Linked DNA regions of Homo sapiens: all the other regions are linked to region 1. A link is a loop called in an ENCODE intact Hi-C map of the cell type or tissue named here. Cell type or tissue: natural killer cell. All regions are shown on one strand.

Region 1 (5,000 bases):
ACCGTGCCTGGCCTCTGTCTCTTGAGATGGGTTTCATTATTCTACCCGTTTTACAGATAAGGAACCTGAGGACTGGTGAGGTTAAGTAACTTGTCTCAGTTCATACAGCTAATACCAGGCAGAGCTGGGAATCTCACCTGAGCCTCTCTGAGCATCCTGTTTATCCTCTGTAAAATAATAACTTCTGTTTAACAGGACTCTCATGAAGCTGAAGATGTAAGATACGATGAGTGCTTATCAGAGTGTTTGGCATGTAGTAACCACTTAGTTATGATGAAGTGGCTCTTTGACCTGTGCCTGAAACCCTCTAAGAATTAGGGATTAAGTATCTTCAAAGGCAGTCAATTCTTCCTCTGGGCAGCTCTATTAACAAGTTCTTCATTTCCTGAACTTTTTTTGCTCGACTGAAATTGGGCTTTCAGTACCTCCTGTCTGCTGGCCCTAACTCTACCAATTAGGGGCTGTAGTCATGGCCCCTCAAAAATGTTCATGTCCTAATCCTCAGAACGTGTGATGTTTCATGATGAGGGGGAAATTAAGGTTGCAGGTGGAACTAAGGTTGCTAAATCAGCTGACTTTAAGATAGGAAGATTAACCTGGATTATACAGGTGGGTCCAACATAATCACAAGGGCTCCTAAATGATGGAAGAAGGAGGCAGAAGAGTCAGTATCAGGGTAATGGGATGTGAGAAAGATCTGACTTTGGAGATGGAAGGGAGTGACAAGCCAAGAAATGTGGGCAGCTTCTAGAAAATGGAAAAGGCAAGAAAGTGGATTTTCCCTAGAGCCTGAAAGGAATGCAGCCCTCCTGATACCTTGACTTTAGGGGCTTCGGAACCTCAGAACCGAAAGATAATAAATTTGTGTTGTTTTAAGCCACTACATTTGTTGCTGCAGCAATAGAAAAATGACTACAGGGTTATTCTAAGCAAATCAGAACACTGGTATTCTGTTCCCCTGAGTGTCTTCTTAGGCTATACAACCCTGGTTCCTTCAAGTGCTCCTCACATGAATGTTTTAAAGAGCTCAAGCCCTATCAGAATCAGGAGTTTGGCAATGAGTGGGGGCACCTGTGGCTTTCCGTGGAGGTACGTGATTTAAGCAGCGCGAATGGGCGGAGTCTAGACCATAGGGGTTTGCAACCGTATGATGGTGGTGTGGAAAAGGGTAAATGTAAGTATAATTTATCACTTCTCAGGCTCTCTCAACACCATGCTAAATACCAGAGTAACCTTTAAAGAAGGCAGAGGCCATCAATTAAATAAACAGATCCTTGGTGAAGAGTAGAAGTGTAAACACAGGCACCATCTCATGATTTACTGATGGTGAATCAGCCTTATTCACTTGGTGGGCTGTTCTCTGTTCACCCTAAAGAAAAGGGAGGAAATCCATCACAACACCATGAGGACCTTCATAAAACCTGCTAAGCACCAACATAGATTACAGAAAAAGGTTTGGCATTGTATTCCTGGGGCTAAGCTTTTTGTTTGTTTGTTTGTTTAAACTAAGAGGTTGCAGGAATTTGCTGGGAATGATTTAGTCAGTGCCTTTGGAGAGGCAGGGTGTGGATGAGATGATCTTTGGACAGTTCATCTTACCTTTGAGTTCCAGGATACAAAGATTCACGTTCATGATTAAACCACACATACGGGTTGCTTAATATAGATAGAAAAATACACTGAACCGGTGTATTTAGTTCCAGTGACCTGAGGATGCATATGACACATTCAGCAAAATCGGGCTAGGGATTAATATTGCTAAGGTCAGGGTGGTCATTTTGGGCACACAGCGGGTAATCTTTCATAAGGGTTTACCACTCTTCCGTATCTTAGTTCATCTATAATGAACTGGCAGAGAGAGATGGTTATTAGAAAATAAAATGCACTTAGAGTCCCCCATGAATCATTTATGGGAGACACCATGCTTAGCAAAGACTATGAAAATATGGCTGTTAAGGGCAACTCAGGCACTATTTCTGGATGACTTTCAAGCATGACCACTAGCTACAGGACTGGGCCTGGACACATTAGAAGAATTTAGGCCTTCAGGATGAAAAGGAAAATGTGTGGGCAGAGACTGAGTCCAAGGCAGTGGCCTTCACAAGTCACCCTGTGATGGTGTCCATACTGCGAGGCATCCCTCACCCGAGAAAGCAACTTTTTCTGCACGGGATGACTCTGGTTACATTTGCTTGTTCCCGCCATGAATAAAAGGAAGAGAGGTCAGCTGAAGAGGCAATTAATTCAACACAACTGAGGTTTGGCAATTAACTTTTAAATATGCAAGCAGTTGAGGAGAGCGAGGAAGTGGTTTTCTCTTCGCACAGCCAGTGAAAGATGGTGCGATGTTATCAAGGCTTTCGGGTAACCAGCAAAAAGTTTTTCAGTTACCACTCTGCCCACAGTCAGAGTATGAGTGGTGATAGCCTAATGATAGGGGTGCAGGAGCCCAAAGAAGGAGAGAATTGGTGCTCTCTAGGTTAAATATAAATAGAACTTGTTAAGATCTTTCTAGAAGGCTGGGGGAAGCAATCAGCTAGCTAAAGATTTGTGCAGGAGTTTGCCCCAGGGAACACTTTAACCTAGGCTTTTTATTTCCTTTGCAGTCTACGACTAAAGGAAAATGGACGAGCTTCCCCACAGGTGAGTTCGAGTTCTATGAGGCCGCCTGCTGGGAACTGGGAGAGGTCCTGTGGTGGAGGAGGCAGTGGAAGGCGAGCGTGGGGCAGGAGGGCTCTGCTTTGAATCTTTGCTCCACTATGTTTGAGTTGTTGGACCCTGGAGAAGCCCTTTACCTGCTCTGGGCTCCTCTGTAAAGTAAGGGTCAAAAATACTTACCTCATAAAAGACTTGCCTATTATGAAGATTAAAAGACGTTTCATAAGCCCACACTATCTTTTGGGGCTTGCGGGGAGATAGAAATGACTGTCCTGGGAGTTAAGAGATCTTGGTTCTGGTCCCACTGCCACCACCAACCCATTGTGAGGCTTTAGGAAAATCGCCCCCACCCCCCCACCCCTCTGATGACCCTCAGTTTCCCCTCACAGGATGAGGGGGTGCACCAAATGAACTACACTTTGCTGTTGAAAAGTATCACCTGGGCGGTTCAGCTTCCTGAACATGTCAGCTTCTGGACATTCTAAGAAGAGGTGGGGTGGCCCAATAATTTTTTGTTTTTTTAAAGAAATCACTGGAGATGTTTGGGAAACACTAGATTGGATTTCTGTCTTCTAGATATAGCAGATCATAAGAGTTATACAGTGGATATAAAAACACAGACTTCTGTTGGGCACGGTGGCTCACGGCTGTAATCCCAGCGCTTTGGGAGGCTGAGGCGGACAGATCACTTGAGGACAGGAGTTCAAGACCAGCCTGGCCAATATGGTGAAACTCCATCTCTGCTAAAAATACAGAAAAATTAGCTGGGCATCGTGGCATGTGCCTGTAACCTCAGCTACTCAGGAGGCTGAGGCAGGAGAATTGCTTGAACCTGGAGGCAGAGGTTGCAGTGAGCCGAGATCGCACTGCTGTACTCCAGCCTGGGCAACAGAGCAAGACTCCATCTCAAAAAAACAAAACAAAAAACAAAAAAACATAGACGACCAGAATCTTTAGCAATGAGGCATAGAAAGCTGCATTTCTTGCTATCGTATGATCAGGTTTGTTTGGCAAACATCAGTCTAAATAATCTTAGAGTCAAAGTTATGAATAGTTCTGCTCAGAGCGGATGTTCAGCTAAGATGCACAGATCTGAAGCCTTACTTGAATGGCAGCATGGAAAGATGGCCTCTGGGCAACTGATATTCTTTCTTGGGCATGGTTGTGGGTCCTTAGGAGTCCTTCCTTCTGTCCTCTCCTGCAGCTTCCTTGTCAAGGATGGCCACTCCTCCAGCATGCCCACAACTCCTAGGAATTGGAAATCATCTCAGCTTTTCTTTGCTGAGGATTGCTCACCCCTCGAAGTGGCCCCTCTTGGACAGGGCCCACTGTGACCACATCTGCCCTCCCTGTACCATTGGCTTACAACTGGTCCAAGGGACACTCTCAGGCATCCCTGCCCAGCCACATTCTGAGAGTTTGTAGGTCAGCCACATTCTGAGAGTCTGCAGTCCTAAGGCTGCAGAAACATCTTTCTTCCACAGTGGGAGCAGCCAGGCAACTTATCTCTCCCTGCCAGTCCACTGTGTCCATCCATCATAGCAGACATGTACCAGGCTTTCTGAGTGTCTCCTTGAAGTCCCTTTCACAAGATTTGAGATGAGGGACAGGTACCTCTCTCTCTCCCTCTTGGAAAGGGTGAGGCCCACAGCACATCAATAATTTTTTTCCAAATAAATTTTCTTCACAAATCTTCTCCCTTAATCTTGAAAAGCCAGACCATTTTATACCCTCAATGTAGGTGTGGGTGAGAAGCTTGAGTTCTGTAATAAGTTTTTAGCTCTTTCCTTGAAAATATGCATCATCTGGCACATTGGAATGTCATGTCTATTGTGTCATGGTTTCTCAGGCAAACCTTCAGCTTAACACCTTGTTACACTTCCTTTGGTCTTAATGGAATTGCAGGTGGAGATAGGAACAGCCATGGAATGTTCTAATGCTTGAAATACAGACCATAGCATGCACCCATGTGCATGCCATGTATTTCTTGTTGAGAGTTTCTTGGGAACCAGTGAATTTGGCTGGACCATCAGAAAATTTTGTGACTTCTCCCTCTGCCTGTTGTCCAAATGGTGGAGAGATGGACCCTTGTGGCCAGAGAACACACTGGTGATTTCTCAGACTTCCCTTAGCATTTTCAGAGGATCTCAGGGTGCTCTTTCCCTTTCTCCTCCTTATTGGCTTCTTTGTTCCCATGGAATCACTGATGAAGCCCAGCCCTCCTGGAGTTAAGTGTGGTCAAATGGTAAAAAATCCCAGGTGTTTGTTGCTATTCATCTTTGTCTTGGACATTTTGGATGACTCTCCCCTCCTGGGACTAGAGACAAACTGAACTGACTTTC
Region 2 (5,000 bases), 140 kb after region 1:
TCCGGCACAGGCCTATCCTGAATGAATGTGTCCCTGCATTTGTGGCAGAAACGTCTATGTATTCACCAAGACCTCTTTCCTCTCCTCACTGTGCCATAGCTAGATTACATTTCCAGCCTCCCCTGCACTTAGATATGGACTGAGTTCTGCCAATAGAATATGGGTAGAAATGGCATATGCCACTTCCAGACCTGGACCATAAAAACTCCTACATGGCTCTCCTTAGCTCTGCCCCTTTCAATCCCATCTACTGGCTGGATGTGGGGGACTCCAAAGACCTGGGGGAATGCAGAGCCACAATAGGCAGGGAGCCACGGTTCCAACCATGGACATTACGCCCATGTGGGGCTCTGACTTGATTGAGGACTGAAAGGACTGAACTTTGTTGTGTTAAGCCCCTGAAATTTGGGACTTAGCTGTTTTGGTATCTAGTATTACCTTAACGAATATAAATCTTAAGAGTCTGAAGGAACTTTTTTTTTTTTTTTTTTTTTTTTTGAGACGGAGTCTCGCTCTGTCGCCCAGGCTGGAGTGCAGTGGCGGGATCTCGGCTCACTGCAAGCTCTGCCTCCCGGGTTCACGCCATTCTCCTGCCTCAGCCTCCCAAGTAGCTGGGACTACAGGCGCCTGCCACTACGCCCGGCTAATTTTTTTGTATTTTTAGTAGAGACGGGGTTTCACCGTTTTAGCCGGGATGGTCTCGATCTCCTGACCTCGTGATCCGCCCGCCTCGGCCTCCCAAAGTGCTGGGATTACAGGCATGAGCCACCGCGCCCGGCCCTGAAGGAACTTTTAAAGCTTGTCTACTCCAACCCCAGCCAATACATGTCCCATTCACAACACCCTGGACAAGAGGTGCTGTAACCTGTGTTTAGAATCCCTAGTACCTGGAAACTCACAAACTCCCCCCTACCCAGCCTGACCCAGTTAAATCAGCCTTGATTTATCTGAACAGAAACTTGCCCCTCTCTGACTTCCTCCCTTTGGCCTCAGTTTTGCCATTTGATGATAGAAAAACAAACCCCAACCTAACCACTCTGTGCGACAGCCCTTCAGCTATTCAGACAGTCCTGCGGCATACCAGCGACGTCCTCCCTCCAAGTGCAACAGGCCTGGGTCCCTCAGCTGCTTCCTTGCAGGGTGTGGCCTGGAGTTCCTCACCATATGTTCCCAATCCTCTGAATAAGTTCCCTTCTGTCTGCCTCTCTTTGAAAATGTGACCCGCAAACAATGTTCTGAGAGCAGCACTGTGTACATGGCAGTAGAGGAGTTCAGTTTTCTGGAAGGTTCTGAATTTCTGGTCAATCTACCTTTGCCACCCAAAGATCTCACTTTAAACCAGTGCAGACCATTGAAGGTGTGGCTTTGTCACCTCTAAATTGTTTGATGGAACACAGCCTGCAAGGGGAGACATTTTAGATATCAGAGTCCTACCGTGGGTCTGAGGCTTTGGTGAGAGGGAGGGGATGTGCCAAGAACTCTCCTGGGCTGGATTCCTGGCTGAAGGCCTGGGGATCCAGCAGAGGGGCTTCATGAGGATTGCCCTCTTCCCAGAAATCAGTTTTCTTAGATATGTGACTGGTGGCCAGAAGTGGGACTGGTACAGGACAGAAAGCCTAGACATTTTGTTTCTCTCTGGGTCCATGGCAGGTGAAGTAACCCTGCACAGTGGGACCCCCAGGGCCATCCTCATCCTCCTGTGTGCCCCAGTTCTGCCGACACAGCCTTGCAATTTTGCAGTTTCCCCGCGCCAACCTCAAAGGCAGCACTTCTAGGCTTCTCCTCACTCTTGCTACTCCTGGACAGCATCTGTGAGTCAAACTTTAGATCAAAAACACTCGTATTCATTCGTATTCTTGGAGAGAGAGAGAGAGAGAGAGAGAGAGAGAATGAATATGTGTGTGTGTACATGTGCCTGTGTGTCCCTTTCCTCCAAGTTATACAAGTTCAACATTTGTCCCAGGAAATGAAGAACAAAGCAGAAATCAAATAAGAACTGTAGTCCCAAGCTGGGGGTGGGAGAGATACTCTAATCTGTTTTTTCCTCAAAAGAAAAATAGTTCTGGCCAGGCGCAGTGGCTCATGCCTATAATCCCAACACTTTTGGAGACCGAGGAGGGTGGATCACGAGGTCAGGAGTTTGAGACCATCCTGGCCAACATGGTGAAACCCCGTCTCTATTAAAATACAAAACATTAGCCAGGCGTGGTGCCACATGCCTGAGTCCCAGCTACTCGGGAGGCTCAGGCAGGGGAATTGCTTGAACACGGGAGGTGGAGGTTGCAGTGAGCCGAGATCGCGCCACTACACTCCAGCCTGGCCACAGAGTGAGACGCTGTCTCAAAAAAGAAAAAAAAAATAGTTCTTTTCTGTGGGTTGCCTAGAAACTGTGAGGTTTCCTGCATTAGCTGAGTTCTCCCCCAGGCCTGCGGATTATCTTTCTGCTGAGCTTGCTGAACCATTATTTATCACCTGCCAAGATTGATTACTCACCCTGGGACAATGACAGCCCTTCCTTTCCCCTGTTAATTACTGTCATCATTAATATCCATGTCACTAATTAGTATTCATTCACATTGAAACTCCTTCCTTGCTATCATATCCGCTCCCCCCAACCACCCCAACCCCCGGCTCAGCACCGTTGTCTGGGTTTCCACCCGCTTTTGGCTTCCTGTGCTCAGCCTTTGGCCTAATTGTTCTCCCCAGTCCACCAGGCCGTGGTTTGCATTTACAGAGCTAAAGAATCACATTTAAGCACTTTTGTTTCTAAAGAAGGGAAAATCACAAAAACCCATTTCCTTTTTTCCCTAGCCCCATGGAGACCACAGAGTGGAGTTTCTTTTCCCTGGTTCAGCCACCATGACAGCTGCTGTCTCATCTGGAGACTGATGCAACAGTCCTCAGGTCCAGGCAAGGGCTGAGCGGCTGCCCCTGGCTGCCTGGGACACTGCACTCAATCTGCAGTGGCATCTACTCCGCCACCATCCCTTCCATGCCATGGCAATGCTTGGTAGACTCCATTTCAGCACAAGCAACAACACCTAGAGACAGGGGGACGTGCTCACTCTCACAGGCATTGGGTATTCCAGGCTTCCTTGGACCAACCCAGGAGTGGCCAAGCCTCCAGCCCGTGGCAGGGAGTAAATCATTGTGTGTGCAGCCCCAGGAACAAGTCAGAAAGGGAAATCTGTCATAATATCGCGTCCTTTAAAACATTTACAGTGATTACGCTGTAGCATCTGACAAGAGTAGTCCAAACATCCAAATCACCAGCAGGAGAAAGCATTTCCATTCTTTTTTCACTTTCCTTTCTTGCCTCTTTCCTTCCTTCCTGCTAACCCACGATCACCCTTTCCTTCCTGTTCTAAAGAGAATTTGAAGCGGATTCCTTTTCTGTTCTATCTAAGATTAATTGTTGCCTTGTTACCACGACTGGTTTCTGGATCTTATCTTAGTCAAGCTGCTTTGCCAAGGACTTAAAGTTAATAAAACAACATAACAAATGCTATGTTGAAACAACATAACAAATGCAGGATGGCCACCCTTTGTTCCCACAGATCCTAAAACACTGTCTGAAAGCATTCTTTTTGAGGCTGATTTATCAATATATATTCCAGGGATATCCAGGATATACACCAGACGGCACCCAAAACACCTCTCCATTGCATGCGTGTTTTATTAGTATATTTAAGGATATATTTATGATATGCAGTTATGGGTTATGTTTCTGTATGTGTTATATGTATTTCAATTATGTCTTTTATATCTAAAATCATGTTTATTAGATGACTGGGAACAAACCAAAGGCCTCTAATAGAGGACTGAATAAATAAATTATGGCTCATTCATGCAATAAATATTTATTAAACATCTACAGTGGAAAAGCATCTTGAGAACAGGGTTACTGTAAAATATTTATGTTCTATTAATTATATATGTATAGATATATATAAATATGGAGAGGAAAAATTCTGGATATATATTTAAATTGTTAACTTTAGGTTATTTTGGGGAGCGGGAGGCATCAAATAATGGGAAATTTCTATTCTTTACATTTCTGTATTATTTGAAGTTCATAGAACATTCATATAATACTTTTACACTAGAAAAATAAGTTTTTATTTTAAAAAGCACAGAGAGAAGAAAGAGCTGGCCTCTGAGGCCAAAGTGGAGATGGTATGGGTAACTTTGGACGGCCTCTGGCTATCCTCAAGCCCTGGCCATTTCCTGCTCTCTGGGGAAAGGGCCAGGAGACTCAAAGCTCTCTTTTTCCTGAGGGGTAAACAGTGGGAGGCTCAATCCCGAGGCTCAATAGTGTGCCTCCAGTTGGCCACTCTCTGGCCATCTGCCACTCCTGGAGCCTCAGAGCGACCCTTTATAGACTCTGACAGGGCTGTCCACCCAGAGTCCGGCCTAAGGGTGCCAACCTGCACCTCTCCTCTGTGTTTGTTAGCTTGTTTACTTGGTGGGAGTAAGACGCAGTGATCTTTTCCTGGTGCCTTTCCATGCTGAATTAACGCTGTTGAGTAAGCTGTAAGGGGTTTCTGTTTCTGGTTTCAGGCAGACACTCATAAAATTCAGGGCTTTGTCTTCAGGTGTTTTAAGCTCCTCCAAAATTGTAGAATTTGACAGGGATAGCTTCCTCCCATTAACGCATCAGAACCGCAGGAGATCCTAGTATAAAACACTCCCCTGATTCTTCCCAAAGCATTCTATCAATCTGAGCCCAGATCAGATTATGCAAAGTTGATAAAAAGACTGGTTCCCATCACCTGCAAAATTCCAGTAACTTGAAACCTGGTGGATTATACAGTACATCATAGTACTGATAAATGAAGCAATTCATAAACTAATTATCAATCTTGACTGTTGGGGAAAGACACTTTCTTTTGAGTAAAATGTTTCTGGAGCCGTATGAATGATCAGATGGTTCCTGCCATGAGTGAACTCACCATACTCTTCAGTCAAGGTTATGACTTGATCCATTGGATTTTCACATT
Region 3 (5,000 bases), 120 kb before region 1:
GGTTTGAGCCCAGGAGTTTGAGACCAGCCTGCGGGCAACATGGTGAGAACTCATCTCTGAAAAAATTAGCCAGGCAGAGCGGTGTGCACCTCTGGTTACAGCTACTTGGGAGGCTGAGGTGGGAGGATCACTGGAGCCTGAGTGGTTAAGGCTTCATTGAGCTGTGATTGTGCTACTGCACTCCAGCCCTAGTGACAGAGTGAGACCCCATCTCAAAAAAAAAAAAAAAAAAGGCCTGGCACGGTGGCTCACACCTGTAATCCCAGCACTTTGGGAGGCCAAGGCGGGTGGATCACGAGGTCAGGAGATTGAGACCATCCTGGCTAACAGTGTGAAACCCCGTCTCTACTAAAAATATGAAAAATTAGCTGGGCATGCCGGCATGCACCTGTAATCCCAGCTACTCAGGGGGCTGAGGCGGAGAATCACTTGAACCCGGGAGGCGGAGGCGGAGGTTGCAGTGAGCCGAGATTGAGCCACTGCACTCCAGCCTGCATGACAGAGTGACTCCGTCTCAAAAAAAAAAAAAATAGCAAGGGTGTAGAGCAGTGGTTCTCAATTTTTTTGATCTCAGGAATTCCTTACACTGAGAGCCCCCAAAGGCTGTTATTCAGGTTATAACCAGTAATATTCATACCACTAATGATATTTGCCATTTTAGAAATTAAAAAGGTTGTCTCTCTGAACCTATTGTGGTTTAAGAGGTAGCCCAGTAAAAAAGATTTACAAGAAAAATAAAACAAATTTTAAACTAGAGAATACACACACAGTGACAGCATCGTCACGTGTCATGTCGCCTCTGGAAGACTCCACTGGATGCCTGTGAGAGCGTGAGAGTGAACAAGGCAGATCACGTTTTAGGACTCCTATGAAAATAGTTCAGACACTGCAGAGTCCCTGAAAGGACACTCAGGGATCCCCCAGGATTCCTGGGCCACACTGTTTGAGAACAACTGGTATAGAAGATCTAGCTCTCTGCTTGGGACCGAGTCTGTCCTAGTCAAGGGTCTTTCAGCTTCAATAAAAATGGGAAGGATTTGAAAAGCTGCCAGGCCACTGCCCCAAATTTGAGCAACCTTTGAAGATCCAAACCACAGGAAGAGCAGGAACATGGCAGGGACTTAGCATTGGGAAACAGGAACCCAGGTGGTTTCTGGCCTCTACTTCTCCCTCCTTCATTCTTCCTGCTTCCATGTGTACATGGCCCCATAAGGCTCCTGAATGTATGGGCCCTCAGTTCAAGTGGCCTATACTAGCTAGGGTCACTGTTTTCTAATTCCAAACCCCTTGGAGGTAGGATCTGATTGGCCCAGCTTGAATCAGGTGACTACTCCCGAGCCAGCCAATCAACTGTGGCCAGTGGGACAGGGCCATGTGGTACACTCATGGCTGCCATGGCCCAGCAGTGTGGGAATACTGGTAGAGAGGAATGAAGTAGGGTGGGCAGTTCTTGGGGAAGAAGGATTGGCTTCCTTTGGCTGGTCACCTTCAAAGCTTTCTATAACAGAGCCTGGAGACCTAGGTCCTGCTCCTTCTGCTGGCCCTGGGACTGTGGACAGGTGAGAACCTGCTTCATCAAGGGCCAGCTAGGAATCATAACACTGCTTGGTCTAACTCATAGGGTTATTGTAGGAATTAACTGAGTTACTATATGCAAAAGAGCTTTGCACGCTATGTGCTAAGTGTTAGGGGGTCATAATAAAGTATAGAATGCCATTTTTGCCCTCAAGGACCTTCGAATCAAACTGGGAAGAAGATGCTAATACCCATGATACCATTAGAAACAGCAGGCACCTGACTGTGCACTAACCAAAGGCAACAGGAGTTCAGAGGAGAGAGATCAGCCTAGGCAAGGAGGGGGGAAATGATGTGTTGAGTGCTTCCTGTGGACTTAGTGCTGTCCCCTGTGGTTTCACACACTCTCAGCTCAAACTCTCTCAACAGCTCTGCTATATAGGTGTTGGTGTGCTCATTTTACAGTTGAGAAAACTAAAAGTTAGAGAAGTAACTTGCCCAAGACACATAGCTGGTGTTTCAACCTGTGTCTATCTGACTTTAAGCGGATGCTCTTTTCACTCCTTAGTGTGGCAAGAGGAAGATTCTTGGAGGAGTGGAGGTTAGCAAGGGCAAAGCCTGGATCAGATGTGCATGGGCAGAGGAGAGCACAATCATGGGGTGAACCCGAGGGGATCAGCACTAGGTTGCCACTGGCTGTGTAAGTGGGTTGTAGATGGCAATGAATGAATGAACGTGTGAATGCGTGAACCTATGACCATGGGCTCCTGTCTTTCATCCCTTTGTCTAATGGTCTGAAAGTCCCTTGGGATGGACTAGGGGGGCAGTGTGGAGGTAGATCCCCCGTTAGGGTGGACTAGGGGGGCAATGTGGAGGTAGATCCCCCTTAGTGGGTTCTTTGAACAGCTCAGGGGTCAGTCGATGAGCTCCTGGATTAGGGTGTGCAATGGAAAGGAAATGCAAAGCCTAGATGGCCTTTGGAGGAAGAAGCAATAACATTTGGATACAGAGAATGAAGGAGAAGAACCAGAGATGACTGACTCGCTGCCTGCCTGATTGATTCATCCATTTGGCGAATGTTTATTAAGTGCTTCTTATGTGGCTGGCCCTGTGCCAGGTTCTGAGACTAGTGGGGGCCAAAATAAACATGGTCTCCACCATGTTTGTCTCTCCATGTAGGGGAGACAAAATCAACTTGTAAACCAACACAGGTATAATCTAATGCCAGACAGCGCTCAGTGCCATGATGAAATGGGAGGGGAAAGAAAACAATGGAGAGGGTGTGAGTGGATGTAAGTTGGTCAGGGAGGGCTTCTCTGAGGAGGTGACATTTGAGAAGGCCAAGTAGGATTCTGAGTTTCCAAACCTGAGATCTTCTAAGAGACCCTAAGAGTGCTGCTGCCTCAGGAAGAGTCCCTTGCATGTCCCCTGAAGTGCCCTATAGACACGATCCCCATTTTGCAATTGAGGAAACTGAGGCAAAGCGAGTGTGGCACAGAGTCACTCTGCTGGTCAGCCCTGCTGTAGGAGATGAAAACCTGGCTCCCACAGCACCCTCCCTTTCCTGCTGGCAGCTCCCCCAGAAGCCCTCGTACATCCAGTTCTGCTCGACTCCTCCCCTTCCCCATGGAGGTATTTTTAGTCTCCCAGAGCCCCTTCCCCAGTCTGCTGTTGCCTCGTCATTCTGCTTGACTTGCTTTCACCTGCTCAGAGGCGGCTGTGACAGGGCTGCAGGCTACATGTCAAGCTGTCCCTGGCTTCACAGAGGGGTGTGGAGGGGGAGGGCAGCTGAGGGTGACCACCCTCGGCAGTGCGGGCAGGCAGGAGGCCTGTCAGTGCCCGGGGTGACTGCCAGCACCTACAGATCCTTCTTGGGGTCAACTCTGAGTAATGAGGGCGAGGGGAGGAGGGCTGCTGGCTGTCAGCGCTGCAGGGGTGGGGTGGGGAGGGAGACTGGTGGGAGGGAGGGAGGAAGTGGAATTTGTTTTGGAGAGAGACAAGCTGAGGAGGTGGCAGAGGTGGTAGCTTGGCAGGTGGTGTTGATTGGGAAGTGGGTGTGTTTTCTGAGTGGGTGTGTTGCAGGCCTAGGGTACAGGCCTTTCCACTGTGAAGTCCCCGGTGAGTGTGTACATGGAGTGTGTGTGTGCACAGAGTGTGAGTGTGTGTGTGAGAGTATCCAAGGCCTTTCCACCATCAAGTCCCCATGGCCACTTTTCCAAGCCAGGCCCCAGGGGCTGCCCCATTTCCCCTGCACCCCAGGCTGCTGCCAGGTCTTATTCCTCACCTGCTGCCCCTTCCTCTCTGTCCCCAAAGACCCCGACAGGCCCTTTCCTTGGTTGGGAGTTGACTGCTACTCATTACCAAAGAATGACCTGGAGAGGCGAGGGTGCTATACACGTGACCAGTGTGGGACTTACAAAGGTTTAAAAATAAACCTCGCTGTGTTCTTGTCACCACCGCCCTGGGGCTGCAGAGCTGCCAGCAACCTCTCTGACTGGGCTCTTTGATTCTTGAAGGTAGAGCTCATTCCACCGCCACCCTGGGAGATTCACACAGGGTGGTGGTATCAGAAGTCCAGCCCAGGAGACCATGGGGGTCAAGGTCTTCGTCACTGGCTGAAGGCCCAAGGCAGACCACACAGGGAGGCCTTAGCCAAAGCCCACCCCTACTGAGTAGGCCAAGCATGGGCTGGTGGCGGGAGCTCCCCTGTAGCTACACTCGTGCACTGGGCCTGGATGTCAGGACTGTCTGGCTCTTGCGACACTGCGGGGATGGACACAGAAGCCTAGCCTTGCCCCCGTCAGGCCTTGCTCCTGATACGTGCATCAGCTGGTCTGCTGAGGGGCCTGGGGTTGTCAACCTCAGCTGTGTCAGTGAAGCTAGGAGGCTAAGGAGCAGGAGGAAGCGGCCTCAGTGGCACGGTAGTGTGTGGGAATTTGGTAGAGGAGGGCTTTTCAGTACAGCTGCCCTGAGTAGCCGAACGACCTTGGGCAAGCTACTTAACCTCTCTATGGCTTCAGTCCTTTGGTTTGTAAAATGGGGACCCTAGTAGAAACCACCTCTTGGAGTTGTGAACATTTAATGAGGTGATACAGGTGAGCAACTGAGTGATTTGGGGGCATGTCTCCTGACCTCTCTGGGCCTCAGTTTCCTCCCCTGTAAGATGGGACTGGTGTTGGCACAAAAGTTGGGATGAAGACGGTGTAAGGAGCTCGCAGAGCGCATGCTCCGGAGCTGTAGTGATGACCATGGTAACAAGCATCCTGTACCCCAATGTCTCCCCAGGCTCGCGGCTCTGCAGGGGGCAGGAGGAGGCACGACGCCGCCTCTCAGGAAGACCACGACAAACCTTACGTCTGTGACAGTAAGTATGGGCCGGTCCCACCTTCCTTCCTCCCTGTGCGCCTGCCCCCAGGGCCCCTCTTCCCTGTGCTTCCTTGGCCATCCGCCTGCCAACCTCAGTGTGTGCTCTCCTCTTCCTCTGT

Evidence for each region. Peaks named below come from ENCODE experiments on the same cell type or tissue, not always from the same donor. Only the 100,000 strongest peaks of a DNase experiment are listed, where the experiment ranks them.
Region 2: it touches region 1 in a loop (5-fold over the local background); 1 of 110 quality-filtered maps calls a loop at or near these places.
Region 3: a loop joins it to region 1, with 5 times the contacts of the local background. A loop is called at or near these places in 1 of 110 quality-filtered maps.

The regions. Positions count from the first base shown.
Region 1 is chr14:72,591,970-72,596,969 of GRCh38, reverse strand. It overlaps a transcript of RGS6 not described here. Among named protein-coding and RNA genes, the nearest start is that of MIR7843, 78 kb to the right of the region's middle. In natural killer cell, no CTCF peak of the experiment used is centred here; a DNase peak (open chromatin) is centred at 2,349; H3K27me3 peaks cover 3,253 bases.
Region 2 is chr14:72,449,114-72,454,113 of GRCh38, reverse strand. All of the region lies in intron 3 of RGS6 (regulator of G protein signaling 6), which reads right to left. Among named protein-coding and RNA genes, the nearest start is that of MIR7843, 65 kb to the left of the region's middle. RefSeq lists an enhancer at 2,529-3,306. In natural killer cell, no CTCF peak of the experiment used is centred here; a DNase peak (open chromatin) is centred at 2,503; H3K4me3 peaks cover 273 bases; H3K27ac peaks cover 2,648 bases.
Region 3 is chr14:72,714,302-72,719,301 of GRCh38, reverse strand. DPF3 (double PHD fingers 3) reads left to right here. Exons shown (of 11, transcript NM_001280542.3): 6 at 4,801-4,879. Among named protein-coding and RNA genes, the nearest start is that of DPF3, 180 kb to the left of the region's middle. In natural killer cell, no CTCF peak of the experiment used is centred here; no DNase peak of the experiment used is centred here; H3K27ac peaks cover 784 bases.